2 separate regions of the Homo sapiens genome follow, and region 1 is linked to region 2. Evidence: read pairs that join two places in POLR2A ChIA-PET (ENCODE). Cell type or tissue: PC-9. All regions are shown on one strand. Links, peaks and the distances in the headings refer to the core of each region. The heading gives the core; the rest is flanking DNA.

What was found. ChIA-PET counts read pairs that join two places held together with the same protein. Peaks named below come from ENCODE experiments on the same cell type or tissue, not always from the same donor. Only the 100,000 strongest peaks of a DNase experiment are listed, where the experiment ranks them.
Region 1: POLR2A ChIA-PET joins it to region 2 with 9 read pairs; 2 of 35 experiments call an interaction of 5 or more read pairs at or near these places.

What each region holds. Positions count from the first base shown.
Region 1 is chr1:17,349,151-17,353,532 of GRCh38, reverse strand. All of the region lies in intron 10 of PADI4 (peptidyl arginine deiminase 4), which reads right to left. Among named protein-coding and RNA genes, the nearest start is that of PADI6, 21 kb to the left of the region's middle. In PC-9, for the core only: no CTCF peak of the experiment used is centred there; no DNase peak of the experiment used is centred there; H3K27ac peaks cover 217 bases.
Region 2 is chr1:17,274,201-17,278,582 of GRCh38, reverse strand. It overlaps PADI3 (peptidyl arginine deiminase 3), which reads right to left. Exons shown (of 16, transcript NM_016233.2): 11 at 3,797-3,948; 12 at 1,920-2,064; 13 at 1,707-1,809. It overlaps MIR3972 (microRNA 3972), which reads right to left and starts at 694; the gene lies at 608-694. RefSeq lists an enhancer at 4,085-4,382. In PC-9, for the core only: CTCF peaks have their summits at 1,393, 1,593 and 4,163 (motif pointing right); a DNase peak (open chromatin) is centred at 1,902; H3K27ac peaks cover 301 bases.

The sequences.
Region 1 (4,382 bases), core at 319-4,318, 75 kb before region 2:
AGGCTTCATGGGGGCCATGAACTCCCTGAGAGTAGACGCCAAATTATGTGCCCAGGTGTGAGTTTCTGGGAAGATGAGTGGGTCTTAAGGAGGTCTGTGATCTTCAAATTTACTTCTTCACTGCAGTTTTGACCTCCTGGGCTCAAAGGATCACGGTCCCGTCTCAGCCGCCCGAGTAGCTGGGACCACAGGTGCATGCTATCACAACCTGGCTAATTTTTAAAGTTGTTCTTTCCTGTAGAGATGGGGTCTCACTATGTTGCCCAGGCTGGTCTCAAACTCCTGGGCTCAATCTTCCTGCCTCGGCTCCTAGAGTGTTGGGATTATAGGTGTGAGCTACTGCGCCTGGCCTGATTCCACAGATTTAACAATCACACTTCCAGTTCCTCTCTCCACTTCTCTCTAAAACCCAGACCAACCCGCTTCTCCCGCCCATCAAAGCTTTCCTTGTCCAGGTCTCCATGAACACATGGCCATATCCCAAGTGCAATGCGCGGGCCTCGCCTTCCCCTCAGAAGCCCCTGAATCAGGCGGTCACACCTGTGTTCTCCGCACACTTTCTGCACTTGGCTTTCAGGACACCGGGGGATCCTGGTTCACCTCCAACCTCACTTGCCCCTTCAGTCGTCCTGCCAAGTCTCATGGAATTCCGTTCCCGAGCCGACAACCCTCATGTTCGCATCTCTGGGCATCCCTTCCCTCCCAAACATCACATGTGTATCCACGCTCACTTGACTTCCCATTTGGATGTTGACCAATTGTCTCCCACTTGCCCTAAACAGAACTTTGGGTCCCCTCTTCCCACCCCCTCATTCTCCATCAATCTGTTCCTCCTCCCACAGTCCTCCCCTCCCAGGGGATGGTGCCTGCCACCCACAGAGGTCACAGCCTTGCTGTCAGCTTTGGCTTGCCTCTCTCATAGCGGGGGTCAGAATGCCCTGCTGGCTCTGCCTTCCAGACATAGCCGGAATCTCATGGCTTCTCACCTCCTCTGGCCACACCCTGCCTGCACTCCCAGCATCCCTCACCTGCCCACTCCCTTGCCCCTTGCCTCTGTTCTCTTTACTCAACAACACATAGCAGGGCTTGTTCCCTTTTCTAACAAACCAGATCATAATCCTCCTCTGTTTAAGACCCTGTGATGATTCTCAGTTTCTAAACAAGCAGCCTTAACAGTAGCCAACAAGCCCAACCCCATCCGGTCATCCCGTCCCTTCCCCATCACCTCTGACCACAGCCTCTTCTACTGCCCCCCATCTCCTCCCATCACCTCCTTGACCACCTCTGCTACCACCTCCCATCTCTTCCCTGACCACCCCTCTTACCACCTCCCATCTCCTCCCTGACCGCCTCTCCTACCACCTCTCATCACCTCCCTGATTGCCTCTCCTACTGCCTCCCATCACCTCTCTGACCACAGTCTCTCCTACCACCTCCCATCACCTCCCTGACTGCCTCTCTTCCCACCTCCCATCACCTCCCTGACTGCCTCTCCTCCCATCACCTCCCTGGCCGCCTCTCCTCCCATCACCTCCCTGACTGCCTCTCCTCCCATCACCTCCCTGGCCGCCTCTCCTCCCACCTCCCATCACCTCCCTGACCGCCTCTCCTACTGCCTCCCATCAGCTCCCTGACTGCCTTTTCTACCACCTCCTATCTCCTCTCTGACTGCCTCTCCTCCTGGTTGCTCTGCTCTACCCCTCCAGGCCCTCTTGCTGTTCTGGAACACTCAAGGCATGCTCCTGCCCCAGGGCCTTTGCACTGGCTGTTTCACTGCCTACAACACTCTTCACCCAGACACCCACTCACATGGCCAACTCGCTCACCTCCCTCAAGCATCTGCTGCAAGGTCAGCTTCTCCGTGAAGCCCACCCTGACCATCCTATTTAAGAACGCAATCTTTTTTTTTTTTTTTTTTTTTTTGAGACCAGGTCTTACTCCTATTGCCCATGCCAGAATGCAGTGGTGTGATCATGGCTCACTGCAGCCTCACCCTTCAGGGTTCAAGGGTCCTGCCACCTCAGCCTCCTAAGTAGCTGGAACTATAGGCATGCACCACCATGCCTGGCTTATTTTTATTTTTATTTTTAATTTTTTTTTTTTTTGTAGAGACAGGGTTTGACTATGGTGCCTAGGCTGGTCTCGAACTCCTGGGCTCAAGTAATCCACCAGCCTTGGCCTCCCGAAGTGCTGGGATTACTGGAATGAGCCACCAGACTCGGCTTTAAGAATGTAACCTAATCCACCTTCCCTACCACGCTGGCACCTATGAGCCCCTCCATTCCGCTCTACTCTGTCTTTCCCTGTAGCTCTTTTTTTTTTTTTTTTTTTCCTCTGGGACAAGGTCTCATCTGTCACCCAGACTGGAGTGCAGAAGTGCAATCATGACTCGCTGCAGCCTTGACCTCCTGGGCTCAAGCGATCCTCCCACCTCAGCCTCTCTAGTAGTTGGGACTACAGGCATGTGTTACCATGCCTAGTTAATTGAAACAATTTTTTTTTTTTTTTTGTAGGGACAAGGTCTCATTATGTTGCCCAGTCTGGTCTCAAACTCCTGGGTTCAAACAATTCTCCCACCTTGGCCTTCCAAAGTGCTAGGATTACAGGTATGAGCCACCACACCTGGCACCTGTAGCTCTTGACATCCCCTTCTAAGGAACCATATAACTGCTTTGTTCTATTCATTGTCTGCTGTCTGTCTCTCTGGGCCAGAACGTCCCCTCCGTGAGGTCAGGGACCTTGGCGTTGCTCCCTGTCATATCTCAAGTGCCTAGAACAAGGCCCCGCTGAGTATGTGTTCAAACAGTGTTTGATGAATGAATGTAAATTCAGCCACATCACTGCCCTGGCTGTTGTTGTGAGAGGGGGTCAGTTATACAGCCTTCAGCCTTGGATTTCTGCAGGCAAATGAAGGCATATCCATAGTCTGCAGAAGTGGCCCCCCAAGAGTGGGCTGTGTGGGGGACGCTCATGGATGCCAGGTGATGCGGCCTGAGGCACAACGTTGGAAAGCTGTTGCCCTTCTCATTTTCCTCCAGTCTTTTCTGGTTCCTCAAAAATTCAAGTTTCAGTGATGCAAACACATCCTTGACACCTGCTAATCCCTCATTTTAACCAGCAGAGAGCTGACCTCGAGCTCAGAGATGCTGCAGTCACTTGTAACGAGCTGGCTTTGGTAGCAGGATCTTGTTTCATTCTGTTTAACTTCACAGTTGCCTTCTATCTGCAGGAAGTGCTGCTGGTTTCCCATTGATGGTGGTGATAGAAAATTTACTGACGATGCTTACAGGAAGAACAACCACTGTGTGTGAAGCTTTGTGCCAGCTGCCCGATGGACAGCGTAAGGCATAACAGCCTCAGGCCCAGCAGCGCAGGCAACGAAAAGTAGATGAACGAGTCCATGATTTTAACAAAATACACTGAAGAAGTCAACAGGGGGCTGTAGTGGAGAAGGCTAGGAGTTGGGGTGGGAGTAGGGATCCCTCTTTTAGCATCAGGGAAGGCCTCACTGAGTAGGAAATAGAAGCTGAAACCTGAAGGCTGAGAAGCAGCCAGCCCCGTGAACAGGGAACAGCACTGCAAGCAGAGGGAACGGCATATGCAAAGACCGTGAGGTGGGGAAACGTTAGGCAAGTTTGAAGAACAGGAAGGAGGCCAGTGGAGGTGGGGCTGGGTAAGGGACAGCGAGAGTGGCCTACAATGGTGCTGGAGAGGCAGGTGGGGCCAAAGCCTGGTGCTGAGTGTGACTTTTTCTCCAATTCTCTTCATTCTGAGTGATTTGGGTGTTTTTTGTTGTTGTTTTTTCTTTTTCTTTCTTTTTTTTTTTTTTTGATACAGTCTTGCTCTGTCACCCAGGCTGGAGTGCAGTGGTGCAATCTCGGCTCACTGCAACCTCTGCCTCCTGGGTTCAAGGGATTCTCCTGCCTCAAACTCTTGAGAAGATAGGATTACAGGCACACACCACCATGCCCAGCTAATTTTTGTATTTTTAGTAGAGACGGGATTTCGCCATGCTGGCCAGGCTGGTCTCGAACTTCTGACCTCAGGTGATCCATCCTCCTTGGCCTCCCAAACTGCTGGGATTACAGGTGTCAGCCACCACACCTGGCCTCATTCTGAGTGATTTGAGTTGGAATACACAGATGTGCTTAGCTGAGGGACCAGTGCTGCCTGCCTTCATCCAAAGTTGTCTGTGGGAAAGGGGACAACAATGGTGCCGAGGTGTCCGTCTGTCTGTCCAGCAGGACTTGTGGCATCAGAAAATCTGGCCTTTGTTATACTTGGAGCATCAAAGTAGACACAGCCACTGAACCAGGCAGGACTGAAAGCAGCAGAAAGAGGGCAAAGTCACGGTAGCAGCTGGCTGGTTCGCCCCAACGCTG
Region 2 (4,382 bases), core at 241-4,240:
CTCTCAAAATTCTTCCAGTGCAAAACAAAAAACAAAACAAAAAAAAGTGGGCCCTGGCCAGACACAGTAGTTCACACCTGTAATCCCATACTTTGGGAGGCCAAGACAGACAGATCACTTGAGCTCAGGAGTTCAAGACCAGCCTGGGCAACACGGTGAGACTCCATCTCTACAAAAAATACAAAAAATTAGCCAGGCGTGGTGGTGCATGCCTGTGGTCCTAGCTACTCGCAAGGCTGCGGTGGGAGACTCGCTTAAGTCTGGGAGGTCGAGGCTGCAGTGAGCTGAGATCATGTCACTGCACTCCAGCCTGGCTGATAGACCCTGTCTCAAAAAAGAAGAAAAGAAAATGCCAGCTCCTTGTTTAAAGAGCAGACAAAAGAGTACCATTAAAAGTGCTACAGTATAAAGTTGTTTCTTTGTCCCCGAGTCTCTCTCCTGACTTGTCAGGGTGGTTTTTATTTGCTATTTCACATTGCGCTTTGCCGGGGACTTGCATGGGGCTGGACAGTCCCTTGCTGGTGTCAGGGCCCACCCTGTGGGCCTCACAGCGGAGGCCTAGCTCCCAGGGGGCTGTGCTTGGGCATGCCTCTGCTATGAGACCCACATGCTGTGCCCTGGAACGGGGCTGGCAGGTCCAGTTTGGCATCTCTCATTCCCACAGGACTGCCACCCCAAGCCAAGGCAAATGGGCGACCTCCAGAGTATTGTGGCCTCTGGGTATGTGCTGGGTACCTGAGCAAGCCTGGGTGAGACACTTACCCCTCCCAAGTTGCCCACCAAATGCCCTTGCAGGGCAGGGACGACTGATGCCATGAAGATGCTGAGTGGCACATGTGCCCAACCCCAGCCCTCCCCATGCCCAGGCTCCTGCTGGGGGCAGAGTGCTGCAGCATCTCAGGACAGTGACAGAGATGGGGGAGGCCTTGCACTGAGGCTCCAGGGAGCACAGAAGTAGGCAGCAGAGAATCTGTGCCAGGGAGGCAGGGAGGCTGGGAGACAGGACTGTGCCTGAGCAGAGGCTCCAAGCCCCGTAGATGCTCCACTGATCCATCAGACCTCACAAAACAGAATTAAGATTTCAGGGCAGCCAGGTGTGGTGGCTCACGCCTGTAATCCCAGCACTTTGAGAGGCCGAGGCGGGCTGATCACCTGAGGTCAGGAGTTCGAGACCAGCCTGACCAACATGGAGAAACCCCCGTCTCTACTAAAAACACAAAATTAGCCGGGCGTGGTGGCGCATGCCTGTAATCCCAGCTACTCAGGAGGCTGAGGCAGGAGAATCGCTTGAACTTGGGAGGCGGAGGTTGCGGTGAGTGGAGATCACGCCATTGCACTCCAGCCTGGGCAACAAGAGTGAAACTCCGTCTCAAAAAGGAAAAAAAAAAAAGGGAGATTTCAGGATAGTGACTGCAGAACATTAAAGCTCCACGCCGTGACTGCACTGGTCACCTGCCTGGGAAGCCACTATGTCCCCGCTCAGTCCATGTCCACCTTCTATCACCCCGCTTCCCACCTCAGCTCGGCCCCAGCTGTGGGCAGTGGTGTCTGGTGAAGCAAGGTGTGCAGGGGCAGGAGTGAGAAGCCCTGAATTTGGGGACACACCCCTGCTTTAAAACTTGCCCTCCCCCTCTCAAGCCATGATGTGTCTTAATTTGGGTAAGGGGCAGGCAAGCCGCAAGGAGGGACACGGCACTGTTACCCACCAACAACCCCCTGGAACAGGAGGGCCCTCCCGTGGCCACACTTCTGCTTTTCCTGGAAGAGCTTGAAGCAGGCCCCAGGGCTGGCCAGGAGCATCCGGAAGCCCTGCGTGCAGAGAACAGATTCAGCTGAGCCTCCTGCCTTGGCATGGCGCCCTGGAGCTCAGTTCTTGCCCCAGATGCCAGGGAAAGACACGTCATGCACGAAGTTCTTACCTTCCCATCGGGGGCAGGGACAAAGCTCAGAAACTCATCCACATGGCCCACGGCCAACCAGTCCACAAAGAGCTCCACGGGGGGCTGCACCTTCTGGGCATGGAGGAAGTCCCGCACCACCTGGGTGACCCTGCGGCCACTTGACCTGGGACCCACGAGGTTAAAAAAAAAGTTGCTTAACTAAAAAGACTCCATGCAGAAATAAAATGACAAGAGTTTAGCATTCCTGCAATATCTGATTTTTAAAAAACAAAAAAACATGCATTACTTTTATAAACAGGAAAGTAATAAATATGTATATTTCATTTTATTTATTTATTTATTTTTGAGATGGAATCTCACTCTGTCACTCAGGCTGGAGTGCAGTGGCGTGATCTCGCCTCATTGCAACTTCCGCCTCCCAGGTTCAAGGGATTCTCCTGCCTCAGCCTCCCAAGCAACTGGGATTACAGGCGTGCACCACCAGGCCAGGCTAATTTTTCTGTATTTTTACTAGAGATGGGGTTTCACCATGTTGGCCAGGCTGGTCTCGAACTCCTGACCTCAAGTGATCTGCCCGCCTCAGCCTCACAAAGTGCTGGGATTACAGGGATGAGCCACTGCACCCAGCCAGATACGTATATTTTAAAATTCCACTTAGGGTGAGTTCTGCATGAGGCAGACTCAGGACAGGTCAGTCACACCAGGGCAATGACCTACCAGGTCCCACCATCCAGGAAAATCTTCAGAACCACCCTCACACCAGGTTCTTATTCTCCAAGAGACAGATTTCACCCCCATGTTCAATTTTTACGAAAATGTATCTAAGGGCATGGTCCAGCTTCCTCTTTCAATGGGATTATGTATTTGAGGGCAGTAGTCCCTTCCAAAGCTTGACTCTGGATTCATTCATTATTTGATCCCAAGTCTGTTCTAACAGCTTTGTTGCATTTGGTTAGCTCAATGTCTTGGTCTAGTCCACAGCAAGTAACCAATATGATAGGATTCCTTTTCCATCAGCACCCCTGTGTCACTACTGAACAACACATCATTTGTTACTCTCTCTGTATGTTATTGTCATTTCACTTAGCATGTCTTGTACCTCACTTCTCTTGCTCTCAGGAAAAGATCTTATATTAGTCATTTACATGGTAGTATGAACAAGCTTTGACCTAAATGCATTTTCTCCCAGGACTGTTGGGAATGGAAACTTTTTCTTTGTTACTTTTTTTTTTTTTTTTTTTTTTTGAGACGGAGTCTCGCTCTGTCGCCCAGGCTGGAGTGCAGTGGCATGATCTCAGCTCACTGCAAGCTCCACCTCCTGGGTTCATGCCATTCTCCTGCCTCAGCCTCCTGAGTAGCTGGGACTACAGGCGCCTGCCACCACGCCTGGCTAATTTTTTTTTTTTTTTTAGTAGAGACGGAGTTTCACCATGTTAGCCAGGATGGTCTCGATCTCCTGATCTCATGATCCGCCTGCCTTGGCCTCCCAAAGTGCTGGGATTACGGCATGAACCACCATGCCCACTCTTCTTCTGTTACTATTAATTGACTGTTACTAGTATCATCTATTTATTTTCAGAATCAGAAAACTTGAGTCTAGTTATAACTTTGCTTTCTATGTGACTCACTTACCCTCTCTGGGCCCACTTGTAAAATGAAAGTGTTGGACTGAATGATCTCTTAGGTCTCTGCTCTCTCTGGTTTCAGAGTCCCCGAGGTAAGTGTGGACTGTGTCTGGTGAACACCCACCAACCCCAGCACATCCGGGAGTATAATTTCATCATTCCTTGCTTCTGGCTCTCTTCAAGGAGTGCAATGGCCCCTGCTCCACCATCATCACCACCCCCAACCCTCAGCCTCCACCCCAGGAACTCCATTCCCTGTCTCTCTCTCACCCAGGCAGGTTGCCCCCAATGAGGATCCTCCCCAGGGGGTACTCTTTCCCATTGGCCACCACTGGAGGGCTGACCTCCAGGTTCCCAAAGGAGTCCAGGCCACTCACAGACCTGTCGCGTGGTTCCCGAGTCACGTAACCAAAATCTGGACCCTGGAGAGGGAAACCAAGTCAGGCGGGGGTGGAGGGTACCAGGAAGGGCCTGAACCAACTTGCTGGGCTTTGAGCTCCTTCAAGACAGGGTGGGAAAGGCCATCCATTCTTCAGGTGGAAATACAGAGTCATTGGCGGTGGGTGGGGGATCTGACCCAGTCAATATTTCATGCACGCATAGCAGGCAAAGTCGGGAAGTGCTCGGACTCTCTGGCCCTGCTGCCTTATCACGGCAAGACAGCAGGGGGCGCTCCGGTTGCTCCTGCACTCCCCATCGGACATGGAGCCTGAGGCCATGGCCACTCCATCCCCTTACCTACACAGCCTTCCTGCAAGTTCAGCCCAAGGGCAAGTAGCAGCTCAAGTGGCCAATTGTGGGAACCAAGAGGCTGCTGATGGCCCTCTGGGCCTCTGTCTTTGAACTCTAGAGAAGG